2 separate regions of the Mus musculus genome follow, and region 2 is linked to region 1. Evidence: chromatin loops called from intact Hi-C (ENCODE). Cell type or tissue: heart. All regions are shown on one strand. Each heading gives the region's core, and the rest is flanking DNA. Links, peaks and the distances in the headings are about the cores only. Region 1 overlaps Sestd1 (SEC14 and spectrin domains 1). Region 2 overlaps Gm35317 (a long non-coding RNA gene).

Evidence for each region. A loop is a pair of places that touch in the nucleus more often than their neighbours do. Peaks named below come from ENCODE experiments on the same cell type or tissue, not always from the same donor. Only the 100,000 strongest peaks of a DNase experiment are listed, where the experiment ranks them.
Region 2: a loop joins it to region 1, with 2.0 times the contacts of the local background. A loop is called at or near these places in 5 of 42 quality-filtered maps.

The regions. Positions count from the first base shown.
Region 1 is chr2:77,256,685-77,264,182 of GRCm38, forward strand. All of the region lies in intron 1 of Sestd1 (SEC14 and spectrin domains 1), which reads right to left. It also overlaps the pseudogene Gm13650. Among named protein-coding and RNA genes, the nearest start is that of Sestd1, 20 kb to the right of the region's middle. In heart, for the core only: a CTCF peak has its summit at 3,701; no DNase peak of the experiment used is centred there; H3K27ac peaks cover 214 bases.
Region 2 is chr2:77,314,075-77,321,572 of GRCm38, forward strand. It overlaps Gm35317 (a long non-coding RNA gene), which reads right to left. Exons shown (of 4, transcript XR_866499.2): 3 at 6,268-6,401; 4 at 5,647-6,147. Among named protein-coding and RNA genes, the nearest start is that of Gm35317, 6.1 kb to the right of the region's middle. In heart, for the core only: no CTCF peak of the experiment used is centred there; a DNase peak (open chromatin) is centred at 3,157; H3K27ac peaks cover 397 bases.

The DNA.
Region 1 (7,498 bases), core at 1,374-5,373:
CTGAAGAATTGTGACAGCCAGCATCATTATTAAGACTGGACAGAAGCAGGCTCAACAGGGCAAACTTAGGAGAACAAAGCTTCAAAGGTATGTAGGTACCAACTTGGCCAGAGGATGTCAATAGTTGCTTAAATGTTTAAATAGCTTCTTACATGCCCAAGAGTGCATTTTGAGACATCAGCATCTGAGCTGAGGAGTAGTCGGAGAGTGCTGCCCTCTGTTTCATAAGGAGAGCGCGCAATAGACTGAAGGCCCAAACAGAACCCAAAAGGAACAAAAAGTTGAACTGTTTGCCTCATGGCCTGCGTAAGAAGACCTTAGTCTTCCATCCTTGCCCTGGAACTTAACGCTGCTGTTCTCAGTCCTCAAGCTTTTAGTTTCAGACCAGAAGGCACAGACAGGCTCTCCTGGGTCTCCAGACTGCAGACAGCAGATCCTGAGGCAGTTCAGCTTCCAGGATTGTGTGATTCCATTTCTCATGAGACAGTGAGAGAGAAAGAGTGAGTACATGTGCTCTCCTTCCTGTGGTTCAACTTCTGCCTCCATTATTATGTGCCTCCATTTATTATGAGAGAGAAGGAGGGAGGGAGGGAGGGAGGGAGGGAGGGAGGGAGGGAGGGAGGGAGAGACCTTTCCAAAGAAGATAAGAAAGCTATCACAAAAACCAACCCTATTTACCTACACTGGCAATGTAGCATACCTTAACTCAGTCTACTAAAGGAACAGTCCTGCCACCACAAGAAAGCTTACAGAGTTAACTAACCTTGATCCATAGGGACTCATGAAGACCAAACTGCCAACCAGAGAATGCAGGTGGGATGGACCTAGGCCCTCTACACATATGTAGCAGTTGTAGAGCTGAGTCTTCATATGGGACTCCCAAAGTGGGGGCAGGGGCTGTCTCTGACTACACGGCCTCCTTTGGATTTCTTTCCCCTAACTGGGCTGCCTTGTGGAAGTCTTGCCTGGCTTGACATAATTGGGCTGGCTGATGCCCATGGGAGGCCTCCTCCTTTCAGGGGAGAAGTGGAGGAGGGGTGGATGGGGGAGGGGAGGGAGAGAGACTGGGAGGTGAGGAGGGAGGAGAAGCTGCAACTGGGATGTAAAGTAAATAAAAAACTGACGCTGAGGAAGCATCCCACCAGCTCAGCAGTGGGCTCGGTTACCTAGTGAGTATTCGTCCACAATGCCTGTGAAGCAAAGACTGAGAGTGCGTCCTGATTTAAAATGGAAGAGGGTGGGATCAAGACACACTGAACATAAAACAGTGCTAAGAAAATAAGTTTTTCTCTCCCTCCCAAAAAATAATAATAAACAGCAAAATTTGAACAAAACCTTTCTGTTGTCTATAATTCCCTGATGCTTTATTATATTATAATTATATAAGAAAATTCTCATTTGTATTTTTGGGACAGTGGATACTAAAATATTTAGAAGTAAATGAATACAATATATACAAATCACTTTCAATGGCTCATGAGAAATAATATTTCTTTATTGCTTTATGAAAAGTAAACGTGGGGTTGAGTATGGTGGCACATGCCTATGACCCCACTAAGGAGGCAGTGGCTGTGGCTATACAAGATCCTGTCTCAAGACACCAAGGCCTGGGGTCTGGGAGGTAGCTCATTGCCCTGCCAGTGTGAGGTCCTGAATTCAGATCTCCATGGGGCCAAGTGAAAGAACTGGAGAGACAAGTGGCAGGGTGCTGCCAGGTTCCCACTCCGAGTTCTGTTTAAGTCCCACAGTTTTGTCTCAAGATATATTCTCAAAGTTGGGACACATTAGAGCTCCAGATCTCTGCAGGGGGCGGCTTGGTCCTACAGTATCACCAGGCAATTTTTCACTCATTAAAAAGAAAAAAAAATAAGGAAGAAGGCTCCGTGCACACACCTGTACTCCCAGCACCGAGGGGGATGAGACAGACAGAAGCCTGGGCCTGATGTCCATCCACACTCGCTCAATTAATGAGCTTCAGGTTCCATGAAAGGACCTGTCTCAAAGACACCCAATGTTGCCACCTGGCCTCCACATACACACATATGTACAAGTACATGAAGACATGTGAGTGTGTGTGTGGGAACAGGAACACACACACACAAAACCTAGGCATGGGACAGTGAATTAAACAGACAGCTCTCAAAAGAAGAAATACTAATGGCCAATAAATAATTTTAAAGGGTTCTCCATCCTTAGCAATAAGGAAAATGCAAATTAGATTCTTTCTCGATCTTGTCAGAATCGGCTCCATAAAGAATAAAATGACAGTAAATGGTGCTGAGGACACAGCAGGGAGAACCTTAGCTGGTGGGGGTGCACGCGCTGGGGGCCACAATGGAAATCAGTCTGAAGGCTTCTACAGAACTAAAAATAGAATTACTAAGGGTCCCATGATACCACTCCTGGGCACACTCAAAGGACTCTACACCCTTCCAGAGTTGCTTGCATACCCATGCTCAGGGCTGTTCTATGTGCAGTAGCAAGGAAACTGAGTCAGCTGAGATGGTCATCCACGGATGATTAAGGGGAATGTGACAGAAACATACAATGGCTATAATGAAATCTGAAATCTGCAGAAACATGGGTGAAACTGGTAATATATTATGTGAGGTAAACCATACTTCATTTTCTTTCTCATACACTAACCCCTAGCTTCTAGTGTGTGTGTGTACATGTGTAAGTGTGTGTATAAGTGTGTGTGTGTGTGTGTATAAGTGTGTGTACATGTATAAGTATGCGTGTATAAGTGGGTATGTGTATGTATAAGTGTGTGTGTATGTGTATAAGTGGGTATGTGTGTGTATAAGTGTGTGTATGTATAGATAAGTGGGTGTTAGTGTGAATAGAGGTAAGGAGCCTTAGCTATGGGTCCTTGAGAGGTCAGAAAGGGACTTTAAGGGAGAGTTGTAGGGAAGGGAACAGAATAGAAGTAACAAAAAAGTAGAAAGGGGAATTCTGGGGACTGAAGGGTACAACTGGAGACTGGGGAACAGGGCGATGGGGAGAGGTGGAAGATGATTTACCAAAACTAAAAATGCATGAAAACGCCATAAGTAAATCTGTTGCTTTGTATGCTAACTAAAAACAAAAATGTAAAAAAGAAAGAAAAGGTCAGGAGATACAGTTCAGTAGCAGAGCACTGGCCCAGGATACCACAGCCCTGGGTGGAGTCCCAGTACAGAATACATTAAATGCAGAAATGGAGTTGATATTAGGAGACCATAAGGTAAAGACTATATGGAAATTCTTCAGATTCTTTTTTGGTTGCCATTCTGTAACCTTATATTATTTCAAGATGAAGGCAATTTCAGTAAAACTACAGTATTCAAGAGTTTTCCCTATCACTCAATGGCACACATGCACATCCACACATATCATAAGACCTCATAGAAAAGTCCATGCCCTCCACAAACCACAGCTGCAGAGCCTACGTCTCTACCCATCCCCAGCACCACTGCCTGCTGACTGAACAGCCTCTGGTTTGCTTCCCAGATGCAAACTCTCCTCTCAGCCAATCTTCACACATCTGCAAAATAAAGCTGTCCGCCTACTACTGTACTTAGTATGGAGTGGCCAAACCTCCACTGGACTGTGACAGACATTTCTGCAGGATCGTGACTCTGCCTTTTCAGCTGTATTCCTCTCATCAGCAACACCTCTATGTTTATGCCCTGGGCTCTGCTGCCATCTGGTTGCAACACTTTCTTCTACATGGCTTGGCTGGTCTGAGGAATCCCCACCTAGCTTTAAAGCCTTCCTTAGCTTTGCCATGGTTGTAGAGCATCCCGGGCACAGAGTGGACAGGCGGTTTTGACTAATGTGAGCTTTCTCAGAGAACAGCTCACTGTACAGTCACTGGTTGAATTACTCAGAATATAAAAATGTCTCAAACAGTGTTAATATGAATAATAGTATGGACACATACACACAGTTGAGAGCACACAGTAAATAAAGACATTAAGAAGTCCCATAGTGCTTTGCTAAAAAAAAAAAAAAAATGAAGAAAGCTAAGAAACCCTTTTAAAACTTATAAGTTGAATACACATCTTCCCAAGGGAAACAGCGTGTGTTTGTCCTAAGGAAGGTAAAACAAAACAAGTCCTACACTTAATGTTTTAGCTGATGCAAATGCTACATTTTAATGTCTATAGCTGTACAGTGAAGGACACTGGCTTTGGGTTTCTATTACTGTGAAACTCTCTGGTCACACACTCCATCACTGAGGAAAGTCAGGGCAGGGGCTCAAAGCAGGAACCTGGAGGCAGGAGCTGATGCAGCACCCATGGAAGGGTGCTGCTTGCTGCCTTGCTCCTGTGGCTTGCTCACCTTGCTTTCTTATAGAACCCAGGATTACCTGCCCAGGATGGCATCACCCACAATTTGCTGGGACCTCCCAATACAATCACTAATTAAGAAAATGTGCTATAGGCTTGTCCATGGGACAATCTGGTAGGGGTATTTTCTCAAGAGTTTCACTCTTCCCAAATGATTTTAGAGCAAGTCAAGTTGACATAAAACTAGCCAGTACAAATACCATTGCCCATAGGCTTTAAAATCATGAGCTGAGATGGAAATTAACACTGTAAGTAAAATAACATAAGACCCGAGTGCAGTGCTACTTTATATTTAAGGATAATAACCATCTTTTTGTCCAAGTGGTTTAAAAGACGTGACTCCTGACTTGAAATTCAATTCTATTAGAAACCTAATCAATCCTGAATCTTGCTGTCTTGGTTCTAAAACCAAACCCATTATGAATAATCTTGTATCAGAAAAGAAGTTAAAGGAAACATTATCAATTTTAGCTGTCCTTCTTTCTGCTGCATATAATACAGGAGAAAATGGAATTATTTCAGTCTTAAAGCAGACATTCTTTAGTTATTAGTGACACAGCGATCCAAGTTAAAACTTCTCTGGAAAAAAAAAATCCTATAACACATAAATGTGAAAACCCCCGAGCACAGAGGGAGGACATTTCTCATGCTTGCCGATGACCTCTTTGCACTGCCTCTTCTGTGGCTCACAGGACTCGCCTCTGCCTACCCTGTCCTTCCTATGTGTTCCTATCAGAGTCGGCATAGACATTTAGTATCCACTCAGTCAGTGCCTTTGATCCAGCAGGGCAGGACCAAGCCCGCTCCACTTATCACTGTGTGGGCCAAGTCCTGAGCATTACACACAAGGAGCCCAGTATGTATACAAAAAATAGCTGAGGTAATCTGAAGAGGTTTTTACTTTTTTATCATATTTTTTTGGGTGGGAAGGGGGACAGTGCATGGCCCAGTGCACAGGTAGAGGTCAAAAGACAACCTGTGGGAATCAGCCCTCCTCCCACTGTGTAGTCTCACAAATGGAACCTGGGTTGAAGGGCTTACCTGATGTAAGTTTCCCTCTCCCTAGAGAAGCTGTTTAATGTTTAGTTATCATAAGACTTTGCTTTTTGTAGAAATCATGAAAGTCTTTCTATTCTAGAACAAGTGTGGATAATTAGGCCCCATATGCTAACACAGCGACAGGCCTACTTCCAGTATCATGAAACATCAGACCCTCCCTCAGAGCTGAGGAACAGAGGCTGGCCAGCCTCCACACACCAAGACAAGAGTCCAGGAAGCTGGCAACCTTACTCCGGCCACAAAAATGGAGATACAATCATAGCACAGAAATCTTGAAATGATACTGTAGACAGTATGTATCTCTTAAACATAGAAAAGGTTTAGGTTCCATAAAAACACACATTAAAACACAAGCATCTACTCCATTTAGAAAACCAGAAGCCGACTGAGAACTTGACAGAGATCCGGTTCTGTCTCCTGTCAGTCCACAAGCCTCCTGCAGAGGCTTGTAAGCCCCTCAGCCAAGGCTCCTGGAAAAAAAAAAAAAACAGAGACCTGATGTTTGATGTACAACTAATTAGAGATAAGGTGGTATCATTTTATAATCCTGCACATGTCTTACTTATAGAGGTCATACACAAAGCCCTGAGCTAAACACGCATGCCCAAAATAATGAACTGGAACACCAACTCCTTCCTCTGAGGAAAGGCACCGTCCCAGAAGTTAATTGAATTCTTATCTGTCCTCCTATTTTTATCTCCGTGTTCTCTATTAACTGGCCTCTTTTCTCTTTCCTCTTTCTTCCTGACTTGCCCCTCTTTTCTGAACCGCTTTTACAAGTAGCAGCCAAAGCTACCTGCACACAGTTCTGCCACAAGACCCTGCAGTGTGCCACACTCAGTATCCATTACCAATGCCTGTTAACCTCTTGTCTGTACCTAGTTGAGATGCTTAGACTCTTAGTAGCTATACATGTTATTGTTTAGGCCAAAAGAAATTCCAAGGCAGATTAAGATTACCTTGGAGCTGGTGCCATACATCTATGATCAGAGACAGGATAAGGCCTCTGGGCCACAGAGTGAGGTAGAAGTTAGTTTAAGCTACATGAAAAATGGTCTTAAGAAAATAGAAGACTATGAATTTCAATGACACATGGTGATGTATTGTGTAATTCAAGCAACCAGGAGGGTGAGAGATGAAGAACCCAAGTAGGAATTATCCTGGGCTAACAGCAAACTCCACTACAGCATGGGCTAAAGGGTAAGCCTTGTCTCAAAATAACCAGCAAACAAAATGATAGCAGACTTTGTTTAAATAATATATATGGACACTGTTATTGTCTCTTTACTGTTCCTATAAATACCTTTTTAAAAACTCAAAAGAATTAAAAGTCTTTGAAAAAATTAGTATAGGATTTTATCATTTCTGAGTTGCCTTAAAACATTACAATGGTTATAACCCTGGCAACCTGGTGGGATTTAGAATCACTATGGAAGCAAGTCTCTGGGCATGTCTGTAAGGGAATATTTAGATCAGGTTAGACTGAGAGGGACAGCCCACCCTCCACTCGGGCAGTGCCTTTCCCTGGACTTGGACCTGGGCTGCATGCAAAGGGCAAGCGAGCAGGGCAGCAGCACTCCACACTCTGCTTTCTGACGGAGAGCAGCCTGGCCTCGGCCGCCATGGCAGATGGCCTCTGGAGCTGTAAGCCAAAACTAGAAACCCTGCACTCTGTGTTTGTGACAGCTATTTTGTCAAAGGAGCAAGAGGATTAATGAATATGGATATCTATTTTCATAAACTGTTGTTTTCTCTTTGCAAAACAACTACTGTTTCATATAATGCTTCCTACGACAAGGTTAAGTAAGCCATTTGCAGGAGGAGTGTCCTGGTTTCTTTTCCTGTTTCTGTAATAAAAATACTCTTACTGAAGCAACTTCACAGAGTTTTTTAGCTCACAGTTCAAGGTATGACAGCATGACAGAGAAGTCAAGGGGGCAAGAGTTGGCAGCAGCCGGTCACACTGCATTCTCATCTGCAAACAGCAGGGCTCACGCACCTTGGGGCCACCCACAGGGGCAGCGCTTCCCTCTCAATGTATGCAATCAGGACAGTTAATCCCTGTAGACTTGCTCAGAAGTCTGTCTCCCAGGCAACCCTAGATT
Region 2 (7,498 bases), core at 1,603-5,602, 58 kb after region 1:
CAGAGGCGGGACTTTAGATGTTCCGGGCAAGGGAATCTCGGGAAGGAGAATCGCCATCTTGCCCTGCCAGGGAAAGCAGGAGGACGTGGTTTGAGAGCTGATAAGAGAAAGCATAGAGCCATGTAAGAGCTCAGGAAGAGCAGCCCCAGGGTCCCCTCCCCAGATTGGGTCTGGGGTAGCAAAGATGGAATATAGATTTTAGTAAGTAATAATTCAAGAGTATTGGAGGGGAGGCATTAACAACGTGGAAGTTTGGGAGTGGCCCAGTCATTGAGCTGCTTAGGAGATACTAAAAATAAGGCTGCATGTGTATGTCTTTCATTTGAGAATTCAGAGCATTTTGGCGGGTGGCGGTGGAGGAACGTGTGCTGCCAGCGGAGGGGCAGTTTGAGTACCGTTAACAATTAATCCAACACTTTGGAACCATCTCTATAGCCTCTCTTCTTTCGTTCTAATCCCATCACCACGTCACTTCCAGTTTGAGCTTTTGTAACTGTGTGGGCCCCATATCTTCATGGAGGTATACTGAAGTGATGCCTCTGTATTCTTAAACCTGTTTCCCTGCCTTGCTCTCTACCACACTTCGTTGCACTGTGCTTCTGCTTGCTGTTTTCACAACCACGTAATGTTATCTGTCTGCTTTACCCCTTGAGTTTTAGATTTTTATTTAAGGGTCTAGAGAGATAGCTCAGTGGTTAGATGCACTCGCTGCTCTTCCAGAGGACATGAGTTTGTTTTTCAGCATCCGTGGGCTGCTCACAATCACCAGTAACTAGTTCCAGGGAATCGGCCCCCTCTTCTTCTCTGAAGGGGAAACACAGTGGTATACACTCACATAGACACATATACAAAAATAAAAATGAACTTCATTTTGAAAGTCTCTCATTAAAGGTTTTATACCTCCTAGAAAACACAGCCCCTCACCTCCTGATTTCTCACAATTCAAGCCATGGGGTACCTTGAGTTCCTTAAGCTTATGACATGGCACCTGTCACAGACTCTGCTATGTCCTTCACCAACTGAGCACTTTGAAGGCAGACTCAGATTGTGCAAGGCCAGCACATGGTCAGTGATTACTGAGTCCTGACTAAGGTTGATAGGGAAGTAGTCGAGCGTGGAACTTAGTTGGATAGTGCACGTTTACTCCCAAAGGGAAAAGCAACAGAAGCTGTCATCTCTGAGAGGAGAGCTTGGTGAAGGGTTAGCAAAGGAAGACCTTTCATGTTTTCCTTTTATGTGCTTAAAAAAAAAAAACCCTAAGTGGCCTGCTGTGCAGGGTTTATGAGAACATGATAGGACTGTTATCACAACTAGGTCTTGCCTTTCGTTAGACTTCCCACTAATTGGATGACCTTGGGCAAACCACTCAATTTTCTCATTGTAAAGTCCGAGAATTGGCTAAAGTGGGGTTCTTTTCAGATCTTTCTCAGGTTTAAAATGCTACGGTTTTACAAACGGAGTGAATTAGCAACTTTGTAATGGAATTCTTAGTTCTTTCCCCCTGATTCCAGATGAGTTTTTCTCTTTGGATGTTAAAAGGCTATTGCAGGGCTGGCGAGATGGCTCAGTGGTTAAGGGTGCTGACTGTTCTTCTGAAGGTCCTGAGTTCAATTCCCAGCAACCACATGGTGGCTCACAACCATCTGTAATGAGATCTGATGCCCTCATCTGGAGTCTCTGAAGACAGCTACAGTGTACTTACATATAATGAATAAATAAATCTAAAAAAAAAAAAAAAAAAAAAAAAAGGCTATTGCAGTTTCTCACAAGGAGATAATATCTCATGTAGGCACTGCAGTTCAGACCTAAACTTCTTGCCTGAAGTACTATAGAGAAGGAAGAATTCCTTCACCCTCCTGGCACACATTCTGTGCCACCCTCAAAGGCAAAATAACATGCACTTCTTCTGAGCTCTCCTAGATTCTAAGTTCTATATTTTATATTCCACATTCTATAGTCTACATTCCACATTCTGTGTTCCACATTCTACATTCCAATTCCATATTCTATTTTCTTCTAAATCATATATATATTCTATATTCTATGTTCTATATTCTCTATTCTTCTCTATTCTATATTGTATTATATATAGTCTATGTTCCATATTCCATATTCTAGGAGATAGAAATAGAATCCCCCACTAGGTGCCAAATACATTTGAGAAATTGCTGCAGTCTAGAGCCTTTCTTGGAGACAACCAATGTATTTGCTCTCCTGAAGGCTCAGAGAAGCCCCGCTGTGTGGAAATGCACTTACTGGCATTTTCCTAACCAAGAAGCATGGAAAGTGTGCTCCCCTGCACATGTGTTCGTGTTTGTGGCAGTGTGTTCCGATGGCACCAAACTGGGAAAGTCATTTTGAATGACCTCTCTGCTGTGTGGTTTAACTGTTGTCTCCATGAAATCTCTTGTACAGGTAGCCTGACCTAAGTTAGGACTGTCTCGCAGACGTCCTCGATGACAGTCTTTCCAATCCTGCCACTGTCTCTCCTAGCTCCCTTTCCTGTCTTACACTGCCTTGATATAAAAGTTGACTCATATGAGATTTATAAAGGCTATCTATATACCTAACCTTAGAAGATTTCCATTTTAAATCCTCTTTATAACATTATACAGCACATTTCTACAGATACGGCTTAGTTATAGAAAACCTCCATCTGGTCTAGTGGCCACTTAAGCTTCCCTGAAAAAAAATCATTATCTTAGAAATTGCTTACATTTTTTGTCCAGTCACACTTGAATCGTACCTCACTAGTAGAGAAATCTTTTGAAGGACAGAAGAACTTCTGCTCGGAGGACCCGTTGAACTCTGAGTGTGGCATGCCACTCTCTTGTCAGGAGCAAAAGCTAAAATAAACTCTGTAGAATGCCTCTCTCATGATTTATTGTTCCTACAAGCACTTCTCGCCTCTCCCAAGCACATCCCATCGAGTTAAGATGAGAGTTGAGGCCCCATACTGAACGATTACAAAGCTTCAGTTACTTGTCCTACTTTACAGGGATCTGCTTTTAAGGCAGGCACAGCACAGTGCTCTGATAGATGACGGTGCTGGACCATGCTCAGCATGACCAAAGACAGCTGCAACCATAGTTAGCATGAGGCTAACGGCTCTGACCTGACTGCAGAACCCTGTCTGTAAGCGCAAGCCAGCACTGGGGCTGTAGCCAACGGAGTTGACAGCTGTCTCCTCAGGAGCATTGCAGAACAATTTCAGTGAAGCAAAGTCAAGTTCATTTTGAAAATCCTCTGGTTTTCAATCTGAGGAGGCTGAGAAGCTGAATGTGGCTAATCTGAATGATGTCATAATAGTACAATTCAGGATTCAAATGAAACAATGGATTTGATGGGGCTTTGACATAAATACCAGTTAGACAGAAAGCAACGCATCGCTGTTTGGGGCATTGCTTTTCAAAGACAGACTCACTCTACAAAGAAATCTGCAGCTGTAAAATACATGAATAAAATAGACTGGTCAGAGTTTAAAAATAGAGTTATAAATATTTTAATATATTTGCCCTCAGGTCATTTCATGGGTATCATAAGTAAAATAAATTGAGTACTGGCATAATAATACGTAAGTTAATTGAATACAGTGTGTAACTCATAAGTCAATTCTATAAGAACTTTAAACAGGTTAAAGTCAGTAAAAGAAAGAAATAAAAAAATGAGAGAGAGAGATACAAAGATCATTGAATGGTATCATCGAACATATAGATAGACAAAAAAAAAATAATCATCTTGATATACCTTTTCAAGTAGTAATGGGTACATTGAATACAGAGTGCTTTTAGAACTAAATAAATGAATCAAGTTTAAGTAAAACATCAAATGATTATAAGTTGTTTATATACATTGTTACATATTTATGAGATGAAGTTGTAAGCAGTCATTAAAAATTATGGCTACAATGATTACCTAGTGATAAAAGATGATATTGTGCTAAGTGAAAAGGCTGAACTATAGCAAAATTCATAAGCCTATATACTTAAGATTAAGTTTAAATATGTGTGAAAAAAAACTTCTAAATAACAGTGTTTAAATAACAGTGTAAATAGAAGCTTATTTCTCTGTTAAGCATAAGTCCTTTTGGCCGTTCAGGGCTGGAACAGTAACAAAGCAGACAGTGTGCTTCAGTGTTGAATTCTGAAGGGACTCAATCTCAGAGATGACTCCAGAAACCGTTTTGGGCTTCAGGCATGAGGATAAACAGAGGTGAAGGGCAACGGCAAGTATGCACGTGTTGCATCTGAGGACTGATTCCCAGAGATGACACATGACCCTTCAGCTTGGATTCCTTTGAACTGAAACCAGCTAAGCAGCCACTTGTAGCTGCAATGGAAGCTAGGAATGTCAGACTCTCCGTCTCCTATCATGCAATCTTTTATGCAGCTCACAATCTGAGCCTTATCACCACAAAAAGGAGAAATCTTGATGGCAAGCAAAAGTTATTGTTTGCCAACCTTTTACAACTATATAATAAAACCAAGAGAGGGCTGAGGAGATGGGTCAGTGTGTAAAGCATTGGCCTTGCAAACACAAGGACTGGAGGTCTGTTTATGTGCTCTACTACTGCGTTTTTACATCTTTGTTCAACAGGAAAATGGGTTTATAGTTTTCTTATTGTGTACTTATCTTGTTTGTGTACTGTGATGGCTATTCTTGGTTGTCAATTTGACTACATTTGGAATTAACTAAAACCATAAAATAGAGAGCATTCCTGCAAGGGATTTCTGCTTAATTTGAAGTGGGAAGATCTACTTTGGATCTAGACCTTTGAGGTAGGAAGACACACTTTTAATGTGGATCTTTAGCTCAGATCTAATCTGAAGGACACCTTCTGCTGGAAGCCTGCATACACGGGAGAAGGAAGCCTTTGCTCTTTGCCTTCACTCTCACTGGCAAGTCCACTCCTTCACTGGCATTAGAGCCTTCTTCCTTGGGATCTGAGCAGATACTGAATACCAGCTGAGACATCAAGCCTTGTAGACTGAGCAACTACTGGATTCTGGGATTTCCTTTCATAGTCAGCTGTTATTACATCATCTGGTCTTACTGGGTATATATATATATATATACCCAGTAAGACCACACCTACTCCAAATAGGCCACACCCACTTCAAATAGGCCATACCTCCTAATAGTGCCACTCCCTGGGCCAAACATATTCAAACCACCACAGTAGTCAAAGGATTATTTGGAGGACGTATAGTAACCTAGCCTTTTTGTATTTTTTGCGGTGCTGCCATTGCAATTTGTGCATCTGTTGATTTGGATCGCCCTTCCAGTTTTATTTGGAAGTCTTCACAATGAGCAGCCTACTCGTGAGGACTCAACCCACTCAAAAGTACCACTCAAAACAAGAAGACAGATTGCTCTCCTAACACCACCAAGCCAACCTAGTTAGAGAAACACATTAAAATTAAATAAATTCCACAAACACATCGCCAATACTTATACACCAGAAACTGGCAAAATTAACATACACTGTTACATGAAGTTAAAAATTATTCAGATTTAATGAAAAACAGCAAATGAGTGAGATTACAGAAGAGGTAAGGGAAAGAGAGGAAGTAGGGTTAATAAAATAATAAAAGGAAAAGAAGAAACAGATTGTTATTTTAAAGGGAAAAAAAGAAGAAAGCCAGGTGGTGGTAGGACATGCCTCTAATCCCAGCACTTAGGAGGTAGAGACAAGCACATCTCCTGGTCTACAGAGCAAGGTCCAGAAGGTCCAAGGTTCCACAAAGAAAGCTTGTCTCAAAAAACCAGAAGCAAAGGGAAGGAGAGTGTGATAAGAAAAAAAAAAAAAGAACAAAAAAGAAAGAAATACTTCCCTATTGTGAAAAAATAAGGAAAAATTTATAGCTGGGATATAAAAGCATATAAAATCTTTAAATAAGGCACAGTCAAATACTATTCAAAGTTCAGTATGACGAGAAAAATGGGGAATAAGGGAGCAAAACCGAGAGAGAAGAGGTGGAGGGGGAAGAAGGGCAAGGAGGAGGCAAGCAGATGAAGTATTAGAACAGCTTAGCCCTTAAACATTTGGGTCTCCTAGCAGTGGGCCGTTGTCAGGGTCTGCTGAACTTGTAGACGCTTGCCTTTCCTGTGATGAATTCTGACGTTGGTCCAAACAGCGTTCATTCTCTGCAAGGCAAAACTTATTTTGTTATTTTAGTTCACAGGGAAGTCCTGGGGCAGGTATTGTATCAATTACTCATTGTATTCAGCTTCCCCTTAGACTGAATTTGGGGAAAGTTACCCTACCTCTAAACTTGAGCTCAGGAGTAGCCCAGGGGTCATTGAGGTCGTGGGTCTCTGTATTCTCCATGTCACTGTAGGCTGGACCAATAAGTACCATAAGTACCTGGTCCATGAACAGTCTCCAGAGAGCAGTGTGGCTGAAGTCAGTAGAAATGGAGGTAAGCTGAGCACCCTACAGGAGGTATTTTGAAGGTAATAACAAACATCGTTGTGCAGTCCAATAAAGGTATGTCAAGAGAGAGAAGAGGACTTGCTGGCCATGTATTTCTATGTACCATAGTCCAAGCAACAATTGTACCAAAGTCCAATTCAGTGAAGCAATGAAACCCCAGCCCACCCTCCCAGGCTCCCTGATTTTTAAATTTTTTTTCTTCATTTTTTGAACATATAATTATATCATTTACCCTATTCCTTTCCTTTCTCCAAACCATCCCAAATATTCTCCCTTTCTCTCTTTACACACATGCACGCACACGCACATGCATGCATGCATAAATACACGAGACTCAGTCTGTATCATATTATTTCTGTGTTTTCCGGGCTCACTATTTGGTATTAGTCTAGCAATACGAAGGTGTGAACTTTCTCCAGAAGAACTATTTTTCCTGCTCTCAGTCTTCCTCTCCTTATACTTACTTACTGCTTCTGTAACCCACAGGAAGATCCCTAGTAAAACTTTCAGACTTGAGAACAGGAAAAATAGTAACACACAGCCTCAGCAGAGGAATGGGTTGCATCCCTACACTGTGGTGTCATTAGCCAAAGAAGTCACATAGACCTCTTACCCCCAGAACATCACAAAGACTATCGATTATTCTAAAAACAAAACAAAACAAAACAACCCTGATGGTAAGGCCTTATTGTTGAAGATATAAACATGGGCCATGAGGAAATCAAGCTAGTGCCTAACTAGAAGTTTCACCCCTACTGATAAGTGTATAGGGTACTGGAAAGAAGGTTGTATGCTATCAAAGGAGAAAAACACACTCATCACTGTCCCCTGTGACAGTACATCCCACTCCCTGTGGTGACAGGGAGCTGCCTGGAGATACATGGGTGCAGTACTGGTATAAATGTTAAGGGAATAACCAACCACTTTTAACATTTTGATTTAAGGCCCACTCCATAAGACGGAACCCATAACTGTTCAGATTGCAAGAACCTGAGATTAGGCAGGCCAGAGGACTAAGGGAAAACCTAATGCTGTTATTAGGCTAAAGGGGCCTTGCTATAA